Linked DNA regions of Homo sapiens: region 1 is linked to region 2. The links are chromatin contacts, found by Hi-C in ENCODE. All regions are on one chromosome and are shown on one strand. Each heading gives the region's core, a stretch centred on a gene start or an enhancer-like site at or near the end of the contact. The rest is flanking DNA. Distances are from core to core; before and after follow the strand shown. Region 1 holds the start of FOXD3 (forkhead box D3). Region 2 has its middle 31 kb from the start of NFIA.

The links. Hi-C counts contacts between places; a loop is a spot of excess contacts on that map. Pooled maps may share reads with other maps.
Region 1: a map of B cell shows a loop between it and region 2 (9-fold over the local background). The contact joins the promoter of FOXD3 here to the enhancer-like site in region 2. A Hi-C loop is called at or near these places in 1 of 168 maps with a recorded cell type or tissue (B cell), 4 of 37 single-sample maps with no recorded cell type and 7 of 50 pooled maps.

The regions. Positions count from the first base shown.
Region 1 is chr1:63,321,151-63,328,243 of GRCh38, forward strand. It overlaps FOXD3 (forkhead box D3), which reads left to right and starts at 1,417. Exons shown (of 1, transcript NM_012183.3): 1 at 1,417-3,978. The coding sequence starts at 1,909. The coding sequence ends at 3,345. FOXD3-AS1 (FOXD3 antisense RNA 1) reads right to left here and starts at 3,291. Exons shown (of 3, transcript NR_121637.1): 1 at 3,205-3,291; 2 at 217-313; 3 at 1-40. MIR6068 (microRNA 6068) reads right to left here and starts at 5,834; the gene lies at 5,775-5,834. RefSeq lists silencers at 1,025-1,334, 1,455-1,534 and enhancers at 1,858-2,547, 5,464-6,332.
Region 2 is chr1:61,047,912-61,054,686 of GRCh38, forward strand. No RefSeq gene overlaps it. Among named protein-coding and RNA genes, the nearest start is that of NFIA, 31 kb to the right of the region's middle. RefSeq lists an enhancer at 6,448-6,775. Within about 2 kb of position 2,885, at least 28 of the 41 ENCODE cell types and tissues checked have a DNase peak (open chromatin) inside an H3K27ac peak, as active enhancers do.

The DNA.
Region 1 (7,093 bases), core at 167-2,666, 2.3 Mb after region 2:
GCCACACCAGGCAGGCTCTTGCGGCTCCCAACTAGGCGGCCTAAATGAGGGAGGAAAGAGGAGGCGCATCGCTGATTCACCGCGTCAAGAGCACTGACTTTCCTTGGAGGTGTGAGGTCCACGCACCCCAGCCACGCACTTGGGGGTCGGTTTGCGGTGCCTCCCCCTCCAGTCCCAGTGAAATCCCCACAGTTTTTCCTACTATCACTGACTTGCCTTGCACTCCGCGTGCATTGGCCACACATCCTCGCCTCCTCCACCCGCTCCGCCGCCGGTTTTCTTGGAAGTTAAATCTTGGAGGATTTGTCCACACCTTAAGAGAAGAAAATCCACGTTAGCTGGCAGCAACGGAGATCCCAGCATGCTGGCATGCCCAAGTCTGCCCAGGTTCCCCCAAGGCCATGCCCGCCGCCCGGGAAGTCACTGCCCGCACCCCTCACGTTTCTTCAGCCGCCCCTGGGCGCTGCGTCTAACCTGAAGACACCAGGCCTCTTCCCGGATCCACTCGACTTACCCAGGCCGCTGCCAATCCCAGCTCCTTCCCCAGCGCCTCATTTCCGATTTTTTCATATGCTAAGTCGTTTAACAACTCCAAGTAGCCAGTTATGGCTTCTTTATTTATAGGTTCCCTGCTATTTTACGTCGTTTTTATTTCTCTCGGCAACTATTCTAGTAGATTAATCAATAGCCATTTTCTGACCTTCGGGAACCCCAGCTGATGCTTTTTGTGGCCGCACGAAAAAATACATACAGGAAAACACGCCCGCATCAAGCCGGGAAAGAGCAGGTAGGACCTGAGTGGTTTGGTTGGGGGAGGGGGAAAAAGACATCTCAGCAGGTGTCTTCCCCGGAATGAGCACTGAGGCCAGAGGGGAATCTGAAATCTAATTAGCAGGAGGGAGCCGGGTGCGCTGCTCTTACTCTTTAAAGCTAAAAACAATGAAACAAAAAGCAAAACAGAGACTAAGTTTTGCTTTTTAAAACACGATATGGGAACCTCGTTCTAGGTCGCCCAGTCCCTGTCTAAGGAGTGTGACAAAGTGGGGGGGAGAAGGGCGGAAGGGAGAGGGGGCGGGGAAGGCAGGGCAGCGACAGTCGCACAGTCCCGCGGACGCTCCCAGGCCCACGCCCTGACTCGCTCACACCCACCCACACTCACACCCACCCGCTCCCTGGGCCCCAGGGCCCGGATCCAGCCTGGGTGGGGGGGTCTCCGGGCGGGCCGCAGCGCCCTCCGTGCCCCGGGGATGCTGGCGCACAGTGCGGAGCGGAGTTGCGCGTCTCTCGTCCCTTTGTTGACAATTCCCTGAACCAACTTGAGTTTGGCCGGCTCGGCCGCGGCCCTGACGTCACGCACGGTCACGTGGCCCCGCCTCCCGCTGGATCTTTAAGTAGAAAGTAATCTATCAGGCCAGTCCTTAAAACGGGACTTTCGACTACCGGGGCTTCGGCGTCCCTGACACCCAGCCCCCTGCCCCCCCGCTACTGTCCCTGCCCGCGCCCTCCCGAGCTGCTCGGCGCCCGGCGTCCCGCGCCCGCCTGGACCGCTCCTGCGCCCCACGCCAGGGCCAGAGGCCGAGGAAGGCGGGCTAAGTGAGGGGGCGCGGCGTGGAGAACCGCCGGGGCCGGGAGCGGTAGCGAGCGCCTAGTACCGAGCGCCAGGGACGGCAGGAGTTCGCGGAGCGCGGCCGCTGGGGGCGGACGGCAGAGCCCGCGCCACGCGATGCGGGGCCGCCGAGTGTGAGCTGAGCCCAGCGGGCCCCAAGCCACCTGCGGCCCCCTCCCCTCTCCCTGCCCCCCATCTTTCGGGGGCACTCAAACCCTCTTCCCCTGAGCTCCGTGGCAGCCCCCGAACACCCTCATCGCCCGCTGCCCCCTCCCCGCCGCCGCTACCAACCCCGAGGAGGGATGACCCTCTCCGGCGGCGGCAGCGCCAGCGACATGTCCGGCCAGACGGTGCTGACGGCCGAGGACGTGGACATCGATGTGGTGGGCGAGGGCGACGACGGGCTGGAAGAGAAGGACAGCGACGCAGGTTGCGATAGCCCCGCGGGGCCGCCGGAGCTGCGCCTGGACGAGGCGGACGAGGTGCCCCCGGCGGCACCCCATCACGGACAGCCTCAGCCGCCCCACCAGCAGCCCCTGACATTGCCCAAGGAGGCGGCCGGAGCCGGGGCCGGACCGGGGGGCGACGTGGGCGCGCCGGAGGCGGACGGCTGCAAGGGCGGTGTTGGCGGCGAGGAGGGCGGCGCGAGCGGCGGCGGGCCTGGCGCGGGCAGCGGTTCGGCGGGAGGCCTGGCCCCGAGCAAGCCCAAGAACAGCCTAGTGAAGCCGCCTTACTCGTACATCGCGCTCATCACCATGGCCATCCTGCAGAGCCCGCAGAAGAAGCTGACCCTGAGCGGCATCTGCGAGTTCATCAGCAACCGCTTCCCCTACTACAGGGAGAAGTTCCCCGCCTGGCAGAACAGCATCCGCCACAACCTCTCACTCAACGACTGCTTCGTCAAGATCCCCCGCGAGCCGGGCAACCCGGGCAAGGGCAACTACTGGACCCTGGACCCGCAGTCCGAGGACATGTTCGACAACGGCAGCTTCCTGCGGCGCCGGAAACGCTTCAAGCGCCACCAGCAGGAGCACCTGCGCGAGCAGACGGCGCTCATGATGCAGAGCTTCGGCGCTTACAGCCTGGCGGCGGCGGCCGGCGCCGCGGGACCCTACGGCCGCCCCTACGGCCTGCACCCTGCGGCGGCGGCCGGTGCCTATTCGCACCCGGCAGCGGCGGCGGCCGCGGCTGCTGCGGCGGCGCTCCAGTACCCGTACGCGCTGCCGCCGGTGGCACCGGTGCTGCCTCCCGCTGTGCCGCTGCTGCCCTCGGGCGAGCTGGGCCGCAAAGCGGCCGCCTTCGGCTCACAGCTCGGCCCGGGCCTGCAGCTGCAGCTCAATAGCCTGGGCGCCGCCGCGGCCGCTGCGGGCACAGCGGGCGCCGCGGGCACCACCGCGTCGCTCATCAAGTCCGAGCCAAGCGCGCGGCCGTCGTTCAGCATCGAGAACATCATAGGTGGGGGCCCCGCGGCTCCTGGGGGCTCGGCGGTGGGCGCTGGGGTCGCCGGCGGCACTGGGGGTTCAGGGGGCGGCAGCACGGCGCAGTCGTTTCTGCGGCCACCCGGGACCGTGCAGTCGGCAGCGCTCATGGCCACCCACCAACCGCTGTCGCTGAGCCGGACGACTGCCACCATCGCGCCCATTCTTAGCGTGCCACTCTCCGGACAGTTTCTGCAGCCCGCAGCCTCGGCCGCCGCCGCTGCTGCGGCCGCCGCTCAAGCCAAATGGCCGGCGCAATAGGGACGCGCCAATGGCCGGGACCCAGGGTCCGGCGGCGGCCTCGAGCAACAAATGCACCTCCAGGCTGCGCGCCCTGTCCCAAGCCCGGTCCCGGTCCCGCTGCCCAATCCTGGACTCTGCCTCTCCCCAATTTCCTTTCCCCTGAGCCCCCAACGCCTACCTTCCGCGGCCTCCATCCCCTCGCGCACACCTAAGCTGGTCGAGCAAACTCACCGCGCGCCCGCCGGGGATAGCTTTCCATACAGGTAAAACCGAAAACCGAATTTTCCAAAAATGCACCCCGACGGCGCCTGCTCTTAGTACCGTGGGGATGGGAGGGAAATTCTTTGTATATATTTGTAAAAAAATTATTGACTTTCCTTTTGGGGTTTTTATTTTTTTAAGAAAAAACAAATTCCGTAGATTTAGAGCTCTGAACTTTCATTTTTTTTGAAGGTTCACTCTCCGAAGTTTTATCTGAGAAAAGAATGTATAGAGACGTTGGGAGATTTTAAATATAAAAAATTTTCAAAAAGGCAAAAAGTGTCATTCTATTATAAAAGTCTGTTTATATATGAATGAATATATATGGTATTCTAAATGTTATTCCATCGTGTTGTACACAACTTTGTAAATAAATTTTTAAAATGCCCAGCCTAGTGTTTTATTTAGTTGTCTGAAGTAAATGGCAAGATTTTTAAATGGTATTTATTTGCCTTTTCTCCTCCCCAGAAAATCAAGGAATTTCAAGTAATGGCCTTTTCAAACTTTTTAAATTCATAATTTGAGTGTAAGAAAATTTTAATTGGAGAAAGGAAATAGTATGCCTAATTTAAATTGTGTTACTATTTTTCTTTTAGTTTTCACATAAAATCAGGATGTGAGTGATATCATTCATATCAACCCATTAAATCTAAATGACCAGACATTTCTGTAGATAAAGTAAGCTGTCATTTAAAAAAAGAAACCGAAACAACAGCAGTCTTTAAATTTTTTTAAAAAATGACTAGACTTGTATCTTCCACAATGAAAACTTCCCAAATGAGAGAGTTCTTGGTCATTTCAATTATCCTTTGAAAAGTAAGTAAATTCCAAACATCCCTCTTTTTAACATTTAAATCTTAGATTTTTGAAATTATTTCTTTTCATTCCTTAAGTGGAAGTGGTAAATAGACCCAGCTGGTTTTAAAATTTATGTTAAGGCACTTTACATTTTGCAGTGGGATTTTATTTATGTTCATCTGATAGATAATACATAGTTTTGTTTTCATAATATTTTCAAATAAGATATCTCATTTATATGGCAATAATCAATCCACAACATAATTGGATTTCTGAAGGGGTCCTATAGATGCTTCCTCTCCCTCCAACCCAAAGCCTTTCTGAAGGCCAAGGAATGGTGGCCTTAATACCCTTTTAAAAACAGCTGAACATCACCTCTCTCCCCTTTTTTTTCTTTACCTTAGGCTAGGTTAGTGTGAAATGCGACATCATAGGGCAGGAATGGGGAAGGTCCTTGTAGATTATTTTTAATTTGCATTTCAGCTGTTAAAAACTTTTAAAAGAAAGTATGAAGGTAGAAATGAAACATCTTGATGTGGAAGGCTGGTTCTCACCACCATCAGCATATCCTCAAAAGGCATCAATTCTAATTATTTTGTAATTAATTTAGCTGTTACAATTACTTGTGCGAAATCGCTTTTAAAAACTGGAGCGAGTAGCAGTGCTGTCGGCTCGGCCCTGCGCGCGTCCTTTTGGTTAATCCCGGCCAGTCCCCGGTGTTGTCGTCCACTTTGCCTCCCTGGTGGTGGAGATGCCTCCCCGTCTCGGATCCCACCTCATTTCTCCGCTGTCGACGTGGGCTGGGGGTCGCTTTGAAAGACACTTCCTTGCAAATACCCAATCTGTTTTCCTGGTAAACGGTAAACATTATTGTGTCTTGAGTAAACATTCCTTCGGGATCAGGGTCCTAAAATAAAACAAGCTGCCGGGGGTGAGATAGTTTAACTTGATAAACAAGAACCTGATAACCACCGCCGAGAGAGGAGCAATGGTAACCTTCACCGAGAGGAGATTATGGACCACACGGTCTCCGGGCGGGTCCCTTCTAATCTCCTTTTACAAGGAAAACTAAACGGATCTAATTTTGTTTGTGTGTTGCAGCTATAAAAGTAACAAGTTGTTTCACAGTTGTGTCTGGCTAATCGGTTTTTACACAAACAGCAAATGGTACATGATTTGTGCAAACACATAGAGAGGTTATTTCTAAATTTAGCTGACAGCCCCTGGGAAAAGGGAAAGGCAGGGCTTCTTGAATTCACTTTTAGCCTCAAGAAGCTGCTGATCCAAGGCTTCTAAATGACATTGGATAACAGGGGCCTCATTCCATCCCTGATCCTTTGTTACTTATAAAATTACTCGCTCATATTTCCGCGCATAGCAGCAATACCGGCCGAGCCTGCGCCAGCAGCGTGACACTCAGCCACAAGCCACCGCCGGAGACTCGCAGGGCTTTTTCCAGCGCTACATTCATTAGGCGGCGGGGTGAACGGGAGAGACCTGCCGGCAACTTTCCTTCCAGCCAGTTCTTACCCTTGAACGACGGCCTAAAGATGGTCCCCTTCCTTTATGTCGTGGAAGGCAGGAAACTCTCGGACCCAGACCCTCAAGCTGCCAGCGGTTGTTTAAAGTCCTGGCAGATGTCAGGAAGATGGGCCCGGCCGTCGCACCCTCAAAAGCTCTTTTTCGTTTAAGCTTTTTAAACCTCGAAGATTTAGCACAAAATGGGAAATGCAAATATCATAGACAATGATCGCAAGCACTTAGTGGTGGGGCTGGGGGAAGCCTGAAACCCTTGTTTGATGTTATGGAACGCAGGCACCTGCGACAAACGGCACTGGAAACAGCTCTCTCGTTGAGATTTAAAGTCAACACTACTGATATCCACTTTTTATTCCACTTAAGAAAAAAAAACTAAAGGAAGGGGGGCAGATTTATTTGCAATAAAAGAAGAAAGCGGGTTGATTTTTATGGGGAAGATTTTAGCTTTCGGCTACACACGCATTTAGACGTTTCTACTTTCTCTAGCACTCATTCCTAGAAAAATCAATCCAGCCCTGAGGCCTGTGGCCCCTAGAGCGTTCTCAGGACCAAGGTCTGAGTTGGGACCGCCCGTATCTAGTTCCTCGGAGGGGTGGATCTGGATGTCCGGGGAAAGGCGAATGAAGAGTAGAGCAAAACATGTGCCGGCTGTTGAGGGCTGTCGATGCGATGGCAGATGTGGCCTGTAGGGGGCGACGAGCAGACGGAAAACTTCGCGGTTTGTCTGGAATGGTCCAGCCCCAGCCCCGGACGCCTCTCCTTCCCTCCCAGGCTCTGAGCCTCCTGACATCCTTGCTTATTCTCAGGCCCCGGAAGCCTAGGTCGAATCTCGAGAAGCTGATTTCCTCCTTTCCCCCGCCTGTGTCCTGGGAGGAACAGAGTCCCGAGGGGAGTTTGTCCTAAAGATTGGGAGGCAATAAAGTTTAGTGATGAGGAAACATTGACTTGGAAGCAATTAAGAGTTATATTTGAGGTTATTTATTTCACATGGTTTATAGGGTGAGTCTTGGTAGTGAGAACATGAAAGGCTGACATGAGTGTGTGAGAGGTGGGTATTTTTAACGTGAGTCCCTTGAGAAACTGTCCTGAGGGGTATGTGATCTGAAAGAAAGTGGGTTCCAGAGCCTTGTGTCCCCGGACTCCACCTGTGTCCCCGGTGGTACAAGCT
Region 2 (6,775 bases), core at 1,635-4,134:
GGCCAGACAGGTCTCGAACTCCTGACCTCAGGTGATCCACCTGCCTTGGCCTCCCAAAGTGCTGGGATTACAGGCGTGAGCCACTGTGACCTGCCAAAAAATATTTTTAAAAGCAGAAAAAATACAGCAACTATGGCTTGCATCCCCATGTCTTTGTTTCCTCATCTTTAAAATTGGGATAATGGGCCAGACGCAATGGCTCATGCTCATAATCCCAGCACTTTGGGAGGCCAAAGCAGGAGGATCCCTTGAGCCCAGGAGTTTGAGGCTGCAGTGAGCTATGATTGTGCCACTGCACCCCAGCCTGGGTGACAGAGAGAGACCCTGTCTTTAAATAAATAAATAAATAAATAGGGATAATGTATACCATATGAGATTGTGAAAATGATAATTAAATCATTTAATAGAGGCAAATGATAATAAAAATAGTAAATAGTAATAGTAAGTCATCCACAAATATAAGATGTTGTTTGGTTTTTTTGGTTCGTTTTGTTGTTGTTTCTGAGACAGTTCTAGCTTGTCACCCAGACCGGAGTGCAGTGGTGCCATTTCAGCTCAATGCAACCTCAGCCTCCCAGGCTCAAGCCATCCTTCCATCTTGGCTGTCGAAGTAGTTAGGATTACAGGCATGGGCCACCACGCCCAGCTTTTTTTTTTTTTTTTTTTTTTTTTTTTTTGTAGAAATGGGTTTCTCTGTGTTGCTCAGGCTGGTCTCCAGCCTCTGGGCTCAAGTGACCCGCGCACCTCCCAAACACTGGGATTACAGGCTTGAGCCACCACATAGCCATTGTCTTTTTTTTTTTTTTTTTTTTCTCTGAGACAGAGTCTCACTCTGTTGCCCAGGCTGGAGCGCAGTGGTGTGATCTCGGCTCACTGCAGCCTCCACCTCCCAGGTTCAAGTGATTCTCCTGCTTGACTACTGAGAAGCTGGGATTACAGATGTACCACCACGCCCAAGTAATTTTTATATTTTTATTAGAGATGGGGTTTCGCCATGTTGGCCAGGCTGGTCTCGAACTCCTGACCTCGGGTGATCCGCCCACCTCGGCCTCCCAAAGAGCTGGGATTACAGATGTGAGCCACAGCACCCGGCCTACAGCCGTTGTCTATGAGGAGATAAGCTAGTTATCAAAACTCCCCATAACCCATCCTGTTTCCTACTCAAACACTGAAACCTCTTAGCTCTCTCCCACTTCCTCTAAGGCCCTAATCTTCAAGGAACAGAAAGAAGCTAAACAGTCTTACAAGTTAGATTTCTTAGAATAAAAGATGGGTTTTCACATTAGAAATAGGTGAAAGTTGGCTGGGTGCGGTGGCTCAGGCCTGTAATCCCAGTAATCCAAGCACTTTGGGAGGTCGAGGCGGGCAGATCACCTGAGATCAGGAGATTGAGACCAGCCTGGCCAACATGGTGAAACGCTGTCTCTACTAAAAAATACAAAAAATTAGTCGGGCATGGTGGCGCGTGTCTGTAGTTCCAGCTACTCAGGAGGCTGAGGCAGGAGAATTGTTTGAGCCAGGGAGGCAGAGGTTGCAGTGAGCCGTGACCGCGCTATTGCACTCCAGCCTGGGAAACAGAGAGAGATTCCGACTCAAAATAAATAAATAAATAATTAAAAACTATTTTTAAAAAAGAAATAGGTGAAAATTCCTTAGAAGGCACCTACAGCTTCTTACCTACATCATCTCATTAAATTCTCACAATGACTCTATCAGACAGGTACCACTATTCCCTCTTTTGAGGGATGAGGAAACAGAGACTCAGGGAGATAAAGTAACTTGCCCAAGGTTACACAGCTATTCTCAAGGAAACGTAGTGCATCCCATGAAAATAGCCTGGAGTCGAGATACTGGAGTCAAAGTGCAGCCAAAATTGTCAGGGTGCAACCTGCCTGTCCAATCAGAGCTGCTACTTCTTTGATACTGGAATCCCCCAATTCCTGAAATTAACACCCAGTTCTCCACTCCCCAAAAGCACACGCTGAGTGCCCTCAGGGCTCTTGCTGTTGCCAACGGACCTATAACTCGGTACAGGCTCAGGCAGCTGAGAGGAGGCTGTGGACACAACAGGCCTTGCTAGGCTTGCTGGGACGGGGCCACATTACTTTGCAGGCGCGTCTTTCTCCTGCCTGCTATCTAGAGCTCGCCTGTAGGTGGCGCCCTGCTTCGCTCAGGGGAATTTGGAGGGCGAGGACACGGGTCACCAGCTGCCTCCCCTGAAGGCCAATTTAAGTTGTCCCCTGGCTTGAACTGAGCGCAGGAACCTCGGTGATGGGGACATGCCCCCCTCCCCGCGCGCTCTTCCTCTCCCAGCCCCCCTGCCCTCCCCTCTCCAGGGGCTGGCGGGCCCGCGCTTCCTCCGAGGTCGGGCTACGCGGCGCGATCTCCAAGCGCTGGGGCCGAGCTTGGCGCTCCGGGGCGGCGCTTCGGTCCCCGACCCTCGGGCCGGCCCGCTGGCCCCCACTCCGCTTCCTCCCGGCACCCGCTTCGCCGGCAGCTGTAGCGGAGGTGGAGGGATGGGGGACTGTGACCCCCGTGAGTGCCGGCGGGGCGGGGCAGCTTTAAAAACTTCTGAAAGGCCTGGTTCAAAGCCTCAAAGGATAGAACTTGGGCCGGAAGGCGGTTTCCACGGAGGGGCCTAAAAGGGGGCTGGGGGTGCACCTGCAGGGCCAGGAGCTGCGGCTTGGGAAGGGGGGCCCGGTCACCGCGAGCGCCGCAGTCCCCGCCCCGCACTCGCCGCCCCTTGGAGCCGCCGCGGCCCCGCCCGGGCCCTGCGCTTTCATCCTCCCCACGGGACAGCGGCCGCGCGGGGCGGGGGCGGCTCTGGCCGGCGCGCTCCCGGCGGGGTCTTCCTTCCCTCCGGCCCCTCCCTGGGAACCCGAGATTTCGCCGCAGAGCTGAACTCCCAGATTTTAACCCCAACCCCCCCGGGCGGGAGGCCGCGGAGAACCGGGAGTCGCGACCGAGGAAGCGTCCCCAGTCACCTCCTAGCCCCCCACACAGAGCCCCGGGGAGGGTGAGGAGGAGGAAGAGCGGGAGGAAGACCCGCGCCGGTGGGTGGGGGCAGGGAGGGGGCGTCCGGGGTCGCAGGGCGGCGCTCCGGAGAGTGGCCCCGGCGGCGTCCGGAGTCGCTGCGGCCGCCGTGCCACCTCGGGCAGGTGGGGGGGGGAATGCGCGGCCGCCGCCAACCAGGGTCGCTCCGCCGTAGACGCCGAGCAGACGCGGTCCGGCGCTCGGCCGGAGAGCCGGCTAAGGGGCTTTTCATTAGCACCGCATTAGGAGGACACTCATCCTCCAGAGTCCTTCCCGTGGAAGCTCTTGAGTGAATTAGGTAAATGATTTGCTCCATTTGTAGTTTCTGAAGATATTTTCTCAGATCTTCAATCGAGCGCTTTAGCCGGGGAGCATATCTGTGGGGGCCTCCTTCCCACTACCTAGGGTCTCACTCGGTGACAATTGCTGAGTCAGTGAGGACGTGTGGGGAAAGGTAAAAGTGGAATTGAGCAAAGCTGAGTAATTTAGCTAAGGAAGAGAAATCGCTACTGAAAATAGAATAGTTTAAAAATAAACTACATAAAGTTTATTCTTTTGCTTGGAGTCCTGCTCCTTGATCCGAGAAGGTAAAATCCATCAGAGTTGGGAGTTCCCTCCCCCCCATTAGCATTTATTACACTTTTTCAAAGTTACTGAAAGACTTCTTTTAGTGAATTTTAAGAAGCAATCGTGGTTGACATTACAGGCATCAAAGGTTTGGGGAACAGATGGGTAAACTTCCGAAGAGCTTAGTTGCAACACTAGCTCTCAAATTTAGTGTCAACTTTTATTTTAAAAAATAAAATAGGGTGGTGTTTTTATTAAACTTTTATATTTCAAGAGGTAGAGAACACCGAAGAGGAAAGAGACTGAAGGGAAAGTAGGGTGTTGGAAACAAAAAGAGAAAGGCGAGATTGACTGTAACATTCTGGTCTTCAACGAGTCCCAAGTTGGAATCCTAAAGCACTGCATATTTCTGGTAGCGTTAACTCTAACTGGAATATTGGCGGGCCTGGTCTCTAAGTGCGTCCTAAGAAAAAACAGATTTAAGCAAAATGGTTTTTTCCCTTTTGTGAAGGGAAAAAATTTAAGCACTTGCTTCATGCGGTAGCCCCAGCGGAAAAGCGAGCCCTCCCGCTCCCGGTGGCCTGAACTGAATTTGCTGCTTTAAAATCGGCAGGTGTGCCCAGCGTTCCCAGCGCTGCAGCCGGGACCTGATGAGTAAGAGTAAGAGGGCTCAACCGCAGGACATCACATGCCGGGTACCTAACGTCGGCATTTAAGCAGACAGGGACTAATATGCTGGAACTATCCTCCCGACACTGGCAAAGCCCAGAGACCGCATTTCCTACCACTTTGCCCACTTTGTACTGGGCACCCTCGGTAAACAGGATGAAAGCAACATTTTTATCCCTTAAGACGAAAATGTAACCTTTAGAATACTCCCTATTCCGGGGTTGACAGCAGGTCAAGGGCTCAGAGGCAAGCTTGCATTACACATAGGACAAGTACAACTTATCAGGGTGCAAAAAAGGGCAAGAAACTTTGTAAAAGTTGGAATCAGTATTCAAAGAGATAGTTTCAGGTGGTGCTACATAATGGCATGGTAACCACAAGAAGACCAGAAATGCTTGGAGTGCATTTCTGTTCTCGAAGAGGGGTTGAGGGTAGAGGCTTGGTGCACTGTGGTTTGAAGGTTTACAGAAAGCAGCCTTATCCTCATGAAGCTGGGAAGCTATGCTTTCTCCACAAAATACTTTTAATGATTTTCGCCCCAGAGATACCGGGATCCGAGACCTTCACAGGCTCTCCTGGCCTGAGGAATCACAAAACTTGCAAACTCTGCAGTTTTTCCCTTGAGTTCACTTTAAAAACACAGGCACCTTGAGCACAAAACAATTAAGGTGGTGGTTTCCCCGAGACAACAAACCAGGCACAAACACACACCTTAGTCTGCACTGGCACTAACATTCCCACTCTAGGGCCACTCACTGCCAGTTAAAGAACAAGAGCTATCCACTTCAAGTGTGGGGACAAGCTTCATTCAGGGTGCAAACACATGCCCACAAAACACAAAAGGGGAACGGTTACTCCAAAAGAAGTCTGAAGACTTCCAGTAAGCAGTAAAGAACAGCCCGGAAGGTCTGCAACCTGTCAGCTCCAGGGGCCGTCACCACTCCATCCTGTAGCCCCACAGCATTGAGTGCTGTGTTTCGAAAATTGGAAAGTGCTGGGTTTTAATTGGGGCTGGGTCCTGCCTTCTCCCCTCTTCCTCCAGATCGGGCCCTCTCTGTAAGCGGATTTGCTTTCCCGTGTATCGCCAGCAGGTCGTTTTTAGGCAATCTTGCTTCTGCAAAACGTTTTAAACATGGTAATATATTGCAGTCTTATTAAGTCCCCCTCCAGAAGTGGGTGAAAGGGGCTCTGTTTTCCTGAAAGATTCAGGAACTCCACTGTCTGAGCAAGACTAGCCCAAGGAAGGCTTGGATTGACTCCGCTATCCACTTAAGTGAAGACAGTATTTTTGTTGCTGTTGTTGTTTTTGGTTTATGTTTGTTTTTTGTTTTTGTTTGGTTGGTTTTGGTTTTGGTTTTGAATGCCTAGGAGATTTTAAATTCACATAATCCTCCCTCCAGGAGGAAAAAAAAAAAAAACAAGAAAACATTGAACTTGCTACCTTCATTATAAGCCACCCTAGAAGAAGCTGAGAGGACAGGCTGCTGAACTGGTGGACCACGAATTAATGTGGAGAACGAGGCCGTCCGGGCTAGGTTCCCGGGGCTCAAAGACGCAAAGGGAAGGCGACAAAGGTTTCTCACAGGTCGCCGTTAGGGAGAGGGGGCAGCGCAGGAAACCCGTTTATTTAAAGTTCAGTTGTGTTGGGCATCTGATCCAGGACAACTCGCCCAGGAGCCCGGCGGGTTTCAGCTGCCACCACGAAAGTAAGGATCGGTTCTGCCGCGTCGCCCCCTCCTTCCCCTTGGGATGTGCCAGGCGGGCGACAGATAAGGGGGCGCGGCGCGGGGTCAGCCACCGAGCCAGAGGGCGGCGCCCGGTTGCAGCGCTCCACAGCCGCCTCCTGCAGCCTCGCGGTCGTGACCTTGCCGAGCAGCTCCTGCGCCTCAGGCTCGGTCCCTGCACCCGCCCTCACTCCAGTCCCTCTCAGGGCCTGCAGTGGAAGATCCCCGTGGTCCGGGTGGGTGGCGATGGAGAGCAGAATTGAATTTATTTGCTCTCAAATTCCCCTAAAAGCTCTGAAACTGGGAAAGTCCGCGGGCTGCCAGGGACAGTAATCACTGTGTCCCCACCCGGACGCAGGAGGTCTCGGGAGGAGCTCCGAGGCCAAGCGCCCGCGACTTCTGGGTGCCAGGTTGCTGCAGACGAGAAATGAAGCCCGCCAGATTTGGGCTCCCGAAATTTTTTGAAGTATGAGTACCTTAGATTTCCCTTCTGATACAGCGCCTCTTTCGAAGGGGTGTGTGCGAGTGTGATAGTGAAGATGGGGTGGGGAGTTCTTGCCTGCTAAAAAGTCTCACCCTGGCCCCACAAGCGAGCAAGGGGGAGACAGGCAGGTGGAGGAGAAGGTAGCACACCCTCTTCTATTTTTATTCATTATTTTGAAAATTGTGTAAGATTGATCAAGTGGAGTCCTACGCTCACGCCCAGCGCTTGGAATGAATGAATGTTTCTCTCGGCGCTCTCAGCAAGATGCTTTCTACTAATGGAGAACTTTACCCCGGGT